Regions from separate parts of the Mus musculus genome. Here region 2 is linked to region 1. Evidence: chromatin loops called from intact Hi-C (ENCODE). Cell type or tissue: heart. All regions are shown on one strand.

Evidence for each region. Peaks named below come from ENCODE experiments on the same cell type or tissue, not always from the same donor. Only the 100,000 strongest peaks of a DNase experiment are listed, where the experiment ranks them.
Region 2: it touches region 1 in a loop (2.4-fold over the local background); 7 of 42 quality-filtered maps call a loop at or near these places.

What each region holds. Positions count from the first base shown.
Region 1 is chr10:17,866,059-17,874,058 of GRCm38, reverse strand. No RefSeq gene overlaps it. Among named protein-coding and RNA genes, the nearest start is that of Gm20655, 34 kb to the right of the region's middle. In heart, a CTCF peak has its summit at 3,883 (motif pointing right); a DNase peak (open chromatin) is centred at 3,958; H3K27ac peaks cover 523 bases.
Region 2 is chr10:17,792,317-17,800,316 of GRCm38, reverse strand. Txlnb (taxilin beta) reads right to left here and starts at 4,098. Exons shown (of 10, transcript NM_138628.3): 1 at 3,896-4,098; 2 at 784-1,229. The coding sequence starts at 1,216. Gm20655 (a long non-coding RNA gene) reads left to right here. Exons shown (of 5, transcript XR_871470.3): 2 at 1-7,363. In heart, a CTCF peak has its summit at 4,159; DNase peaks (open chromatin) are centred at 2,936 and 4,076; H3K4me3 peaks cover 2,827 bases; H3K27ac peaks cover 3,812 bases.

The sequences.
Region 1 (8,000 bases):
AAGGTATGGTGGCAAAGTGTGGGTTTGCCTGATGTGTACCCCAAAAGGACTTGGGAGTTTTGAAGTATGGGGCTGGTGTGGTAGCGACCTGCCAATGGGCACTTAGTGAGCAAGTTGGAGAGATTTCAGAGTTCTGAGTCAGAGAGTCTCCATGAGATGAGAACAGGTCAGCCATTGCCTGTGGCTTGCCTGCAATAGCATGGATTTAAAAAAAAAAAAAAATTTCCTGCAACAGGTGGCAAACCAATGAGTTGGGCAAGAATCCACGAGAAATGTAAGATTATTAGCCTGAGAAGTAGAGTTTTATTTTCTAAGTGAGAGAAAGGTGGTGCTGGGACTAGTCACATGGACTCAAGCATGGGAACTTCAAAACAAAGAAAGAGGGCTCTGAGGTGCCCTGCTATAGAAAGAGACAAGATGGCTGCCCTTGTCAGAGAGCTAGAGAATGGAAGCTGCCTACATCTTGGGGCAGATATTGATTTAACTGTAAATTTATAAAATTGGGATTATTTGCTTTTAGGATAGATTTATATACAGATTTTGTCCAAATCACATGGGGAATTTCGCCTGCAGTTTGGAACTAGGATAGAGAAAATTAGTCACTGACTCCAAGTAGAGAGGGCAGTGATAATTATCTGCTATGCACAGGTAGTAGTAATGTCTGTGGCTCCAGGTAGAGAGCTCAATAGATAGATGGCGTAACAGGATGGCTGCTCTAGGCAGAGAGCTTAACAAGTAAAAACTACCTGCTTCCTATAGGCAGATATTAGTGAAAGTTTGAATTAATTGCTTTAAAGATGGTATAAAGATATATTGCTCTAATAAGTCTTACAGGATACTCAAATTCTGTCTAGTGTGGGCTCCACAGAAATTTTGGGTTTAAATCCTGGTTTGACTACCTGCCTGCTTATAAGCAGGTATAGATAGAAGTATGAATCAATTGTTTTAAAGATGGTGTAATAAGGTCTGCAGGATAACTAACTCATATTCTCTAATGTGGGCTCCATGGAAATTTTGGGCTATTATCCTGCATGGCAAAATAGAAAAGGCTTAAGAATAGGCACATACAATATTTTAATTTACTTCATTTGTTTTGAATTGTTTTAATTTTCAAAATGGGTGTGATGTTGAGTTTTGTGGTTACAATACTCATCTTTGAGAGAGGTCAAAATAAAGGGGTTTTTTTTGTTGTTGTTGTTTTGTTTTGTTTTTTGGTTACTGGCTCAAGGATATGCAGATTTGGGAGAAAGGTTTTGTCTTTGCATATTTAGAAAAGGTGATTAGTGTCTATACACCTTCCAGAGTAAAAAGGTCAAATAGGATGAAGGGAGACCTCCTGAAGAACTAGACTCCAGAGAATCAAACCAAAAAAAGTTATCTTGATGATATTAAAGTTTTGTTTTGAATAGACGGCCTTGGTGAGTCTCATAGTCAGACATGCTGAACTGAGTTACTTGAACTCCTGATGTCTTGGACTTTCAACTTGATCAAGTCAGGACACAGACATCAGAGACTAATTCAATCCTTGGTGTGGCCTTCTTAAAGCCAACCAACCCCCCCATTTTCCCTACCCTTTCCTCCACCCCTTCAAAAATATCTCAATGCCCATATTCCACTTGAAAAGAGTCGTCGTCCCAGTTCCCTGAGCTTTGGGGCTGGAGGTGGTTATTCTAAGGTTGTCTTTCTAAGGAATTTAGAAATGGTCATAATTGGAACAGGGAAGAAACAGCCAGAATTGATTATATAGCCATAATCTCATTTGGTAGAAATCTTTATAATTGTTACTAAGTTGAAGTCATAATTTTTTGTTTTTGTATAGAATTTATTTTGATGCAAAATCAAGGTTTTCATTAGTATAAATTTCTTATATTGATACACAAATTTTAGAAGTACAAAGCTTGGACCCAATCCTTCTGTTACTGTTATTATAGACTGATCTGAGATGTTTAAGCCTGTGAGTTAAGGGCCAAATAGCAAATGCATGGCTCTAAGTGTATTATTAGGGTGTTCTCAGATATTTTAATTAGAAATAGATGAGGGTAGTTAACAGACAATAGTCCAGATTATTTTACATAGATAGTTGGTTTTCAAAAACATTAGAAATCCACAGAATGTGACATTTAATGTTATTTATTCATTTGTTGAGACAAATCTGCTCCTAAAAGCTTCCCATTCATAGATTCAAAGAAGCAGCTAAGCATTTATACCTCCCGGTGAGGTGATACATTGTGGCTAGGTGGCCACTGGGCAGAAATTGCCTACCTGTCCTGCAGACCTGTACTGTCCTTGAGAGGATGAAAGGTATAGGTTAGGACAGCTTAGTTCTGCTTGGACAGAATAAGGTAGTCCTTAATAATTCCTGTTTTTCAAGATCTGTCAGCTGATCCTGGGCCAGAAGGCTGAAGCCTGATGTTCCAACTTCCTGACTTTCTGGGGCTGTATAGGTAGGCAGCTGCCTCTACAATTTGTCTCAGTTCTGAAAGCTGTGTTAGGTTTCCTATATTTTCAGATAATGTTGGTCATTTTCGGATTTCTGATGGGGTTGAAAGACTAGTTATAGTCTCATGGTCATTGCAGACTATTTAGCATTGAGTGAATATATTTGAGAGATAGTTTTCAGATAATATACAAGCTAACCAGGAATAACATATGGATTTATAAACCTTTTTAAAAGTTAGATAACAGAGTGTTCTATTAATTATGGACTGGGTGTTAGGTCTATCTTGTATTTTATAAATTACAAAGTGGTAATAGTTGTGCACAATTTATATTTGAAAGAAAAGGTTTGCTTATTTGGACAGAAAGGGTAAAATGTAGCAGAATTTTCCCCCAATTAATTTAAATGTTAATACAATAAGAAGCCTGTGATTGGACAGGGAAAAGGGAGGCAGAGCTAAGATTTTCAGAGACAGAGACAGGGATAGGAAGAGAGAGAGAGAGAAAAGGAAGGAAGAGGAAGGAAGAGGAAGGAAGAGGAAGATGATCCAGATTCTGAGTGACTTTAAATAGCCACAGGTAGCTATGAATATCATAAAAGGACAGAATAATTGGAATAACCTGTCTAATCTAGGTGGGCAGCTTGTATCATCAATTGGCTCTGAAATTATTGTGTGGGCATCTGGTGAATTGAGAATTTAATGATATAGAACTCTAATTAATTATAAAAAAGACAAAATATAGCAAAATGTTGAGGAACTCATTACAGCTTTTTAATCTAAACTTGGTATCAGGAACAATACAATCCAAGAAAATGTAGAAAGTCCAGACTTTCCCCATCCATCCTTTGAGTCATATGTTTGGACCTAGGATAGCTGCAAACTTACTTAAAACATTGTGCTGTTCTCTCTCTCTCTCTCTCTCTCTCTCTCTCTCTCTCTCTCTCTCTCTCTCCTCTATTGTGCAGTTCTCCATCATTAACTCTATATGACATGGTCATATTACAATGTCAAAAATCAGGACATGTCTGCATGCAGCTGAGCTCTGTGAGTGCAGTCTGTTGTCTAGGGAACAGATGTCTGCCTTCCAACTTTCCTTAGCCTTTCTGCTGTAGGCATTTACACTTGTACTTTTGTGCCTCGCACAGTGCCTAGCACAGGGTAAGAACTTAGGAGTCCATTCACTGTTGGATGCTGCATTTGCTGAATTGACCTGGGATACAGCTTAGGTCCTAACTACAACCGGTTTTCATTTGCAGAACAGAATACACTTCCTGCGACCCTCTTCAGTGTGGCAGCAGCAAACAATTACTAACTCTGGCAGAAGAGAAGACCTACTTAGTTGCTGTACAAAGGTGGTTTTCAGTTCTGTTGCCATGTACAGCAGTCCTGCCAGATTAAGTGACAATCTGTCTGGGACTGGCTGCAAAGACAGTTCTGCCTCTAGTGGTTCAGTAGGTGGCACTGCTGCTCTCTGTGTGCTAAAGGTGGCTGCCTTGCAGAGGCTGTGTCTGGGCAGGCAGGAAGGCAAGCCAGCAACTCAGAGGAGTGTTTTTAGGCAAGTGGCAGCACAAACCCACTATGAATGTGAGGGAAAAGCCACTGTCATCTGCCCCTGCTTGCAGTTTGGGGGGATGGGCCTTAGAATCTGACAGTGAGGTTGGAGATGTCAAAACACGAAGGGACCTGAGGGGACTAACATAAGCAGGCTACAAATCAGATGTCTGTTCCCTGCGGGCACAGGAGGAGGAGAAGCTGGGAAGCTGAGCAAGCACATAGGCCCCTCCCTTGGGGGGAAAAATGCCAGTTTATTTAACGTCTCATCTTTCAGACTGTCTTGAATTGGTTCAGATTTTTACCTTGTTGGTCACTTTGATCCGTAGTGTTTTATTTTCTTGCTGATAGAAGAGCATTAGGCCTTCTATGCAGTATCTCTGTTCGACATGTAGTCACTTAAACCCTTTATTTCCCGACAGCCACATCTCAACTGATGTTACGCACTGAATGCTTGATGCCCTGCTAAGTTTCTATATGGAAATTCTTACCTCCAACATGATGATGCAGAAGGGTGTGGCGTTTGGGAAGGAATGAGATCATGAAGACATCGGCCTCACAAAGGGAGTTAAGATCCTCATTGAAGGAGACCTCTGTGAGCTCCCTAGTTTCTTTCTCTGTGTTGCTACAATATGAAGATGGCTGCGGGTGAGGACATGAGCCCTCTACAGACAGGAAATCTTTCAGAACATGACTAGTGGACTTCCTGGACTCCAGAATTAGAAGTAATATCTTCTGTTTGTTTATCACCCACACAATCACTGGTATCTTTGTCACAGTAGCCCCAAAGGACAAAGACAATCGACAGCATGCTTTCTTTTTTCTACCTGACTCAAACTTCTATCAAACTCATATGCAAAGTAATAGAAAAGTTTGAGTCAATGGGATGCATGTTTTGCTAATAATTTAGTTAATGGAAGAATTATCTGCCTTATTAACAAGTATGCTCCTTTAAATGTAAGAGAGCACAAAGCAACTGCTGGGATGCTCTACTTGTCAATCATTGTGGCTGAGCTTAACAAATGCTTGTCATGTATGCTGTCATCATGTCTCTTGCTAGAATAGGCACTATTAACTTGGTACATTTTTCACCTAAACCACCTGTGGTCTCAGAGTCATTGTCTGGTCTCACAAATGACATTATTTCCACTGTACTAGGTCATGACAAAAATCTTAGCAAAATTAACCAAATAATATTCCACAATTGATTCTTAGAGAAATAAGAACTCAGGCCAATTTAGTGGGGAACCATTTAACTTGAGCTCAAGGGAAATGTGATCAATTATCAGAATTTTAGGATGAAGAGATTGATATTCAAACAGCAAGCTTGCCAATGCTCACATGTAATCTTAGCACTTGGGAGGACAAAACTGAGAGGCTAACTATAAATTTGAGGGCAGCCTGGTCTCCATAATAGCAAGGTCCCAAACAGCTTATACTATACACAAAGAAAAAATGAAAAAGAAAGAAGAAGAGAAAGAATGAAAACAAAGAGCAATAAAATGAGGGAAAGGGGGTGGGGAGAGGCAATGAAAGGAGCCAAGAGGAGAGGAGAGGAGAGGAGAGGAGAGGAGAGGAGAGGAGAGGAGAGGAGAGGAGAGGAGAGGAGAGGAGAGGAGAGGAGAGGAGAGGAGAGGAATTCTGCAGTTTCTTCTATAGTGACTACGTGGCTGGAACTGGTTAATGAAAGAAGAGAAAGTGACTTTTGGACTAGTTTTCTTCTTCAAGGCACTGGACTGAGAGGCTGGGAAACTCGTCAAAGCTTTCTAGTTTCATGCAGCGTCAAGAGCAAAAGTTGGAGTTTAGAGACAGCCAGTGGTTTAGGATCCGGACTGCAACATTCCTGGCTCTTAGTTTGGACTCCAAAATCACTTCACCACAGGAGATAGATAGCTCTGAAAAGGCTGGAGCCCAGCTTCAGACCATTCAATTTATGACTAGGCAGGTTAAGTTTCTCACCTTACCTGACTGTTGGTTCACATTCCACAAGTTTTATTATGTTTTTAATTAAAAATGCCCAGAAATCAAATGTGCTTTCTTCTGGTATACTTATAGGCAAAACTATTGAAATTAATATAAAATTTCTCAAGCAATCAGATGTTGCAATAATTAGGCATGGCTTTAAAATAATTGTGCCTAGAACACTCAATTAGAAATTTAAACAAGAAAATGAGACCATAAGTCAAGTGGAATATCTACAAGTAGAAACTCTGGTAAATGGAATTAAGAGCTCAATGGATTATATAACAATAGTTTAGATAATAAAGACTGAGGGGCCCTAAATTAATAGGATGATGAATCAGAAGATAGTAGAAATGTATGAAATGCAGTTGTAATGCCCAGTAGGCTTATTGGAGCAGGAAGTTGAAAAGACAATGCAGTTCATTAGACATTATTAAGTCAAAGATGAATGTTGAAATCCCTATGGTAACCACAAAAAATATGTAATGAAATACTATGACTAAAAGTAGTTAACGGAAAAGAAATGAGATAATAAAAATAATATGTTAGTGGCTTAAAAGAACATAAAGAAAGTTGAAACACAAAATAGATGGGACAGCCATAAAATAAATAAGTTAATGTTTAATTATACATATTAATTATATCTAAAAAAGGGACAAATCTCAACTCTATGTGGTATAGAAGTCTGTGTTGTAAAGTAAAATAATTCAGAAAAATTGAAAGCAGTAGAGTGGACAATATTAAAGCATGCAAATATTAACCATGAGAAACTCACATTTGCATTTTATCAGATGAAGTAGACATTCAGGCAACAAGTTACTAGTTTTATGAAAGTATATTTTATAATAAAATGATCATTTCAAACCAAAGTTACCACAAACATAAATTCATATACCCCTGGTAATATGTAAGACAATATTTAATAGAACAAAATGGATAATTAGAAAACCTGAAATAATAGTAGAAATTTTGACTCACAGCACAAGTGGCCAAATAGATTAATAAGCCTGAAGATTTGAATAGCATAGTTTAGACCAATGGTTCTCAACTTGTGGGTTCTTAACCCTAAGGGGGTTGAAGGACCCATTCCCAGGGCTTGTATATCAGATATACTGCATATCAGATATTTACATTATGATTTATAACAGTAGCAAATTGAAGTTATGAGGTAGCAATAAAAATAATTTTATGGTTGAAGGGTCCCACACCATGAGGAAGTGTATTAAAGGATCACAGCATTAGAAAGGCTGAGAACCACTGACTAAGAGATGCCTGTGCATACAACACTGTACATGGCACAGTTGCCAAAACTGACCATGAGCTGGACTATGAAACTCCAACATATTCCACATGATTTAGATGCATATGTTGTATCGTTGATAAGTGTAGCAGCATTAATCTATTAGTTAAAAGCTAATATATGAACATTGTAGATACTTATGTATTAGTTCTTAAAATGTTAAAAGATACATGAAAATAATTTGAAGTTATATGATAACATTTTGATTAAAAGTTCTGGGTTATACTTAAAACCATTCTTTAAGAGTCTTAAATGCCTGAGCTAGGAAAAAAAAAAGAGAGGGGGACAATCAATGAAGTTGAAAAACCAGAAATGAGGATTTAGTGCTGTGAGAGAAGACTAGTGTGGTACATTGAATGCGCATGGCCTCCATAGCCCTGTAGATTTGAATGCTTAGTCCCTAGTTGTTAGAACTGTTTGGGAAGGATTAGGAGGTGTGGCCTTGTTGGAGGATGTGTGTCTCTAGGGGTGGCCTTTGAAGTTTCAAAAATCTTATATCATTCCCAGTGTGACTTTCTCTGCCTAGTGCTTGTGGCTCAAGATGTCAGCTCATGGCTACTGCCACAGCTTCATGCCTGGCTGCCTCCTTTCATGATCCCTGCCTTGATGGTCATGGATTTACCCTCTGAAACTGTAAATTCCCAATAAACTCCTTCCTTCTATAAGTTGTTTTGGTCATAGTATCTTATCGCCTTGCCTGCATCTATCTTGAAGAAAACCTTGGGTTCTGTCCATAGCACTGCAAAACA
Region 2 (8,000 bases), 74 kb after region 1:
GATTGCAACGTTAGGATGTGGCTAAGAAAATACCTTTTGGTTATGAGCTAAATGGCAAGCAGAAGTTCTATGCTCAAAGGACTGGAAGGGTGCAGATGTTTTTAGGTAGAATGTGCGCAGGCCTTTGGAAAATGGAGCATGGAAGTTCAAAGAACTAAAAGAGAAGATGAGAATGGCTAGGGTAGTGGTGGGGTCAGGGATGGCATGGAAAAGAAAGAGATGCAGGGGAATACAGTAAAATGAGATCAAGCTTGAGCCTGTCAGGGTTAGACCACAGGCCCAAAAAATATCTTAAGAATTTTGGTTTGGAATTCTAAGAGCCATAGGGTAGGCATGTGAGCCAAGTTGACTGGCATCATGTGAAAAACCTTCACTTTAGTAATACGAAAAGGGATGGGCTAGAGAAAAACACAGCAATAGAAAATTTAGGAAATTACAAAAGGAGGATATGAAATTAATCCAAATATATTTATATGGCGGATAGGTTATTTCTCTGCCAGTGAAAGAAACCAATTCGAGCCAGATTAGAGTATATTAGAGGCAGGTTTATCGGGAGTCTGCTCTCAGGTGAGTTCGCAGGCTGGGGGCTGGGGAGGAAGGAGAGAGCGAGAGTGAGAGCGAGAGCAAGAGCAAGAGCGAGAGCGAGAGTGTGCAAGAGAGAATGTCTGCATTGTATAAGGAAATGCCGGGGTGAGAGTGGCGGGGGCGGGGAGGGCATCCCAGCCCTTGAACAGGGTTGGGGACAGGGTATGTCAGATAGAGACATTAGAACATAATACTTGCCTAATCCTTTTAAGATTTTCTTTTCCAGCTTTTGCTCTTTATTGCTGACAGGCTCTTTGGCTGCGGCTGGCTCTTCAGGAGCAGTGGGTTCTCTGTCTATCTCTTCAGTGGTTTCTTCATAGTCAACATCCTCATTGTCTGGTGCCTCTGTGTTTGGGGGCTGCTCCTTAGTTTCAGAGGTGCTCTCCTTCCCTCGGGGACTGGCAGCAGACCCATACGTGCTTATGATGTCTTCCAGTTGCCTGCTCAACTCTTCCGCGACATCATGGGCTCCCTTCTCGGGATGCAGGCTTCCCTCTTGCTCTGGCGCTTGGCCTGAGGTTGAGCACCGCTCGCCATCTTGCTTTCCCGGGCCGTTTTGATTGAGTGATGAGCTGTCCCCTGGGGGAGTTGGGTGCTCCACTGAGAGCTGATCAGGATGATTAATCTCCATATGGGAGTGGGGTCTGGTGGGAAGCACAGTCATGGTTCACCTAACGATTTCACTTACATATTAATGATAAGGATATCTCTCAGAGAGGCGCCACCTAATTTTGGGATCCGCCACAGAATAAATGAACTTCCACATACCATCGACACTAAAACTCAGGTCGTATTACTGTCCTATCTTGAGTGTAATCTTCACATTTTAGCACTACCCCTTTTTGTTGAAATTGTTTGAGTTAATTTATGGTATTGTTTTTATGAATATATTTGTCAATTTGTGTTAGGATTTTCAGGTATAGACCTCACAGTCCTTAAAAGTGCTTGCACATAGACATTTTCATGCAAAGTTTAATTTTTATTTAACTTTTAATTTAATATTTAATACAGGAACCATTCTGATTACTAAAAATAATTCGTAACAGTTACATCCATAAGCTATTTTTCAATCTTTAGGTAAAAAGTTTAACTTGTGTATTTTACTACATTATTAGGTAAAATTGCTTTTCTAGTGTTTTCTCCCTGATAATAAGCAACATGCAATTATCAATCAGAAAAAAAAGGGTTTTTGAACTTCAGATTAATGTTTTTTAATTAAAACAGGGAATGAGAAATGTATAAATAAGTCAGTAATATGAATGAATGATGATGATCCTTAGAAATATATTTTCATATGTATATATGTGTATGAGTATTTTCACACATATGTGTATGTGTGTGTGTGTGTGTGTGTACATGCAGAGGCCAGAGAAGGATGTCTGGTGTCACATCCATCTTCTACCTTTAAAACAAGAGCCTCTCACTGAACCTGGCACTAGGATGGCAGTCAGCAAGCCCCAGTTATCCTCCTGCCTCTGTCCCTAACAGCACTGTAATTGCATGCTCATTTGACTGCATCCAAGTTTCCACATGGTTGTCAGGATCAGAACTCTAATCCTTACGCTTGTATAGCAAGCAGTTTTGCTCACTGAGCCATCTCGCCAGCCCACATATAATACTAACTCCTTAAATTTCTATAACATTCTTTTACTCTAGAAACTGACTTCATCTTTGAAGTAAAAAGATGATAATTTTCTAACTTAAAAAGTTCTAGGAAAATGTAAGAATTTTAAGACATAGCAATGTATATCTTAAGCTAGAAAAATAATTCAAATGCAATATGGACTCAAACCAGGCATGCTGGGGCATGTCTACTTCTTATTTGTAAAAGGAAGGCAAGTCAGGCGTTCAAGGTCATTGTCAGCTACACAGAGTCCCTAGCCTGCCTCTGCTATATAATCCTGTCTCCCAGCAGCAACAACATCAACAACAACACCCACATAATAGTAGAGCCTCTGGGAAATATGGAACAACACAGCACATTGCATTAGAGACTCCGGGCTTTGCTCCTACCATGCTGAGGGGCGGAGAGATTTGGCTTAGGGTTTAACTTCTGGTGCGTTTTGTTTACAAATAGAACGCAATAGTTATGCTGCTAACTAATAGCATAAAACTATGGCAGCGTTCCCTAGCTTCACGGGTCGTGCGGTTGTGTTGGCATGTCAGTGGAAACAAAAACATGCTGTGTTATCAACTGCATAGCTTCCTTGGCTCATTTTTAGGGCAAGTGTCAAGCACTTGAATGTAGTAGGTGTTGAACACTTGACTGCCAACCCGAGAGTGGAAGACACAGTGTGGAGACAGTCCCCACCCACCTGTGGCTCCCCCAGGACTTAGGAGGAAGGTCATTCCTTTTAATTCAATCACTTGGTTATCACACAATGTGGCTGCGTCTCCACCACTGCAATCGAGAGCCTGACCTCCGCTCGCCATGCTCTCTGCTATATATAACTCCTGCCTCCCCCAAGCACACAGAGAGACACGTGTCACCTGCTGCCCTGCCAGAAGTTATTTTAAGTTCTTCTAAAATGAGTTCTGACATTTAGCCCTTCATCCCTAAAGTCAAGAGAATAGGCTCTCAGTCAGACTAAAAATTGTGACCATTTACTGGTTTGAATCCATATGTGAACTTTTAAGTGTAGGGGAGATTATCATTGGGTGAGATCTGAAGTCAATCAAAGTTCAAAGCAGTTATTTCAAACAGTCCACGGGCATTTTACTGTGGTTAGGCTACATGAAAATGTTCACGTGATCTATTCAAGCTTAGGTCTATGGATATTCTTTAAATTCCTGTTCCACATTAGTTGATGTGTGTGTGTGTGTGTGTGTGTGTGTGTGTGTGTGTGTGTGTGTCAGTCTCAGCACCTCAAATGCTCCACTGATGTGCAGTATCTCCAAACTCCAACCTTCTTTTAAAACAGTAACCTATTTTGTTTAGAGGACAATTTACTTCTTTAAGACACCTCAGAACAAACTAACAAGAAGGAAAACCAAATATAAACAAAGTCAAAGAACCTTAAAATCGTCCTTTTTGTAGCAAAGTTTCTTCTCACAAAGAAACTCTAAAATCTGTCTTTTACAAACTTTATTGGCTCTGTGCCCCTCCGGGAAGGAGGAATGTTTCCCCTGTGCTAGCTGTGGCTGCTCACACACGCACACGCACCATCCCTTCCTGATCCACCCGCTGTCTTGTGAAGTTGAACAATGGAAAGCCCTTCTACCATTTGCTGGCGTCTGTAACTTTTGAACACTACAGACTACAGGCTACAGGCTGCCCCTCAGGGCTTGGGGAAGTGTTTGTCATACTTACCAGAAGGAAGGGAGCTAAGCAGGAAGAGAAAAGAGAGGAAAGAGGTGGTAGAGTCAGAGGAGGAGCAGCAGCAGCAGCAGCAGCAGCAGCAGGAACAGGCAGCAGGGCTGAGTTCTTACAAGGAGGGAGAAACTGCACACACACACACACACACACACACACACACACACACACACACACACACGCCCACAAAAGGAGGGGGCGGGGAAGGAAACACCCGTGACGCAGCAAGAAAGAAGTCTGCCTGTGCTTCAGTAGGTGTCGCCAGGGGAGTATCCTTTGAAAGAAAAGCAGCTGGTGAATTGTGAGACTCTCCATGTTTAGCCCTCTTTAAAATTCAAACCCAGATGAATGGCCTCCTGGTGCGGTTTTCTGACATTGTTGTTATTTTGGAACACATCAGGAGTGTTTTTATTTCTTGGTTTATCTCCGTGGGGTTTATGATTCAACCCTGGATTAGTTAGTATCAGGTTTCTTTTAGGAACCACCAAAGATGCGGTGTGGCACAGCACAGGAGAAGTGGCAGAGACACTAATTCTGAGGACACTGCTTTCTTGTGGTTGTTACTATTGTTTTTGCAAAGTTTGAAATGCACATTTAGGTGGCTTTTGGAACTGTGGTTTAGGTAGTCTTTGCATGTGTGCTGTGTCCAGAGCTGACATCTCATCAGCTTGTTCATCCTAAAAATGCCTTCCTAGGGCCTAGAGGCAGAGGTAGGTGGCTCTCTGTGACTTCAAGGCCAGCCTGGTCAATATGGTGACTTCCAGGACAGTCAGAGGAACGGCTTAATATCCTGTGTAAAAGAAACAAGGATTAGCTTGTTAGCTTCCTCCTAACTCATAGCCATTCATGGGTGCCTTAAGCTTTCTGGGGAATGTATTTCCATGTTTTACCAAAACAGATTTAGTCTTGGCACAGCATCTCTGAGAATTTAGTCACCCCAAAGACATCCAGCCCTTGAATCTGGCACTTTACGTGTAGAGGGGACTTGCAGATGTGGTCAAGGATTGTGGGGTGGAGAGTCATCTAGAATGATCTGAGGGTGACCACTAATCACAGAGTCCTTATAAATGAGGCAAGCAGGCTGAGAATCAGATCAGATCTGTCGATCTAAGTGGGGTGTGTCATGGAGTAAGGTCCTGCGTCGAGGAGCATAAGAAGCCTTAGAAGCTGGGAAGGCAACAAAACACTCTTCTCTCAAGCCTCCAGAGGGATGCAGCCACACCAACAGCTTCACCTCAGACCCCATGGAACTCATTTTGGACTTTGACCTCCAGCACTGTAAAGGAGTAAGTTCACGTTTTTTAAAAAGCCTCTACCTCAGTGTCAGATTGTTAAAGGGAATGAAACGGAAGCTAACGTGCACCCCACTCCCAAGTGCTTCCCTACTTCCTGAGCTCGGGGTGCTGTAAGTCACAATCACAGAAAGGGCTGAAAAGGGGTGCAGGAAAGGCATGATGGGAAGAAGCAGCCTGAGAAGGAGAAACTCTGACAGAGACACTGCAGTGACTGTTAATCCTGGGATTTGCCAGAGAAAAAACCCCAAGTCCACCAGCTCCGGGCAAATTAAAGCTAGCTTTATTAAATATTAAATACTGACCACCAAATCCTCGACTTTAATCAGGACCATTCCCTGGAGTTTCTCAGCTGGAATGGCCTTGAGCCTGTGTAGCAGGGATTTATAAGGATGACCTATAGGCCATCATAGTTTCCTATGAGGCTTTGTTATTTTCTGAGAACTACAACTCCCAGCATTCCCGGAAGTTACCTGGTCCTTGGGCAACTGGGGTTTACAGGTTAATTTCGGGCCTTTCATGGCAAACACAATGAAACTGGTGAAAGAAAATAATATTCTCTCCTTAATCCTCACATCGTGAATATTCGGTTAACACCACAAATCAGAAGACAGCACATCCTGGATTGGAGCAATCAACTCAATCAGATCTCCAAGTGCAGATCAGTTCTAAACAATTTTAAATAAGGTACTGTTAGGGTACATTTTGTGAAGGTATGTTTCTGTGTCATCAATTGTTTAACGGGTACCTGCAGAGAGCTAAGTACTCGTCGCATCTTGGTATTGTTGTTTCCGTGGCCCATCGCCAGCCTCATATTTTTGCAAACATTCATCCTTCCTTCCTTGCCTATTGGATGTAATAAAAAACTGATGGCCAATAGCTGAGCAGGGACTAGGAGGCGGCACTTCCAGGCAGAGATAGGAACTTCGGGAGAAGCAATCAAATGCAGGAGGTTCATCAGGGATCACAGAAGGGATGATTCAGGCCGGAGCAGAGAGGTAGACCTGGCCATGTGACAAGATGTAGGCCAGAATTAGTCAGCTAGAGTCGTTGGGAGACTGCCAAGCTGAGGCATTAAAATATTATTGACTCCATGTCATTATTTATACAGCTGGGGGTGGGGTCCATGAAAAGTCCCACTTTGAGGTGCAGGCCCTTTTAACAAAATAGTTTCCATTGAAACTAATGGAAGAGGAAATCTAATGACAGGACTGTCTTATTATGTTATTGTGTGTATATATACATACAATATGTACTAACATGAAAACAGGCATAGCTTTCTTATACCTGTCCCTTTCTTTTCTCCCTGCCACTCCATAGGGTTTCTCTGTAAGTTTCAAAGTGAGTGCCCACTTTTTAGACAAGACTAGCCTGCAACTCAGAGAGACCTGCCTGCCTCTGCCTCTCAAGTGCTGGGATTAAAGGCGTGTGCCACCACCACCTGGCTAACCTTTCTTAGAGTTATTATAAAATATACATTTTCATATATGTATCACTTTAAAATTCCACAAAACTGAATCACAGAATGACCCAACTCTCTCTAAAGATATTTGCATAGGAGTTGTGTGTTGCTAAACACCATTAATGCTAGTTCCCTAGGGTTTTTGTTGCTGTTGTTGTAAACATCCTATGATATTTTAAATGTCAGGTGTGGTTCAGTCAGCTGCTTGACTGATTGACAGCTGACATATTCTCTACCTTAACGTGGCTGTGTGGAGTAAGAGGCATCTCAACTCTTAAACACAAAACAAAACAAAACAAAACAAAACAAAACAAAACAAACAAACAAACTTCTCTGGCCCTCCAGGAATCACATAACTTCAGCTTCACTAACAATTGTGATCAGGATTGGAACTGACGCCAACAAGGTCTGCTTTGGGAGACCATGCTCCAGCCGGGACCTCTTCCCACACAATCTGTCTAAGATTTGGAAGACTCTAGATAACAAGGCTAGACAAACCTTGGTGAGCTCAGCATCTCCTCCTGCTGTGACTCAGAAAAAAAAAAAAAAGTCCAGTGACTGGTGGACGGGGAACCGATCATTGGTCTTTGTGTAGGGCTTGAGTCAGGTGGAATCCGGAGCTGCATATGTGGAACTAGGAGTGGTGGAATCAGACTGAACATGTGCATCTGGGCCCCTCTTCTGGCTGCTTAAACAGACTACTCTTTTCAGGTGAGTCTGCGTAACTTCCACCATGCTCTGTTCCCTGGTATTACAACATTTGGCTCTAATAAAGTCTTCTCTTGAGTGGTGTCTTTGGCTGATTGGGATTTTTATCACAAGTAGGATAGGTTGGGATGGTTAGGAATGTCAAGTCCTCAGGTATTCTAACTGTGGCTTTAGCTATGCTGGTATGGATGGAGGCTGCCAAGAATTCCAGAGCGATGAGCCCTGATACCCAAGGCTCCAAGCTATATCTATAAGAGTCAGCTGAAAGAGGTCAGAGCACTACCAAGGACAGAATCTGTAAGAGATTAAGGATATTGAGGGTACTGGGGGACAGCAGGGAAGCCAAGACTATGGAAGACAAAGGAAAAGAGACTCTGAAGAGCCAGAGGCAGGAGCCAAGATTATAAGGATTGTGAGACACAGTTCCTGGAAGAGTTAGAAACAACTTCTGATGGTAAGGAGCTGAGACTGCCAACACCAAAATTTAGGAGATGTCACACGTGCTGTGTTGGTGCTTTAAGAGCAACTGGCATTTCACCTTGAGTAGTTAGAACAATAACCTTCTGGCTCAGACAGCTTGAAATCATTGAGGAGAGGGCTCTCCCAGTCCAAAGGGAAGACAGCATAGCACGACCAGTGT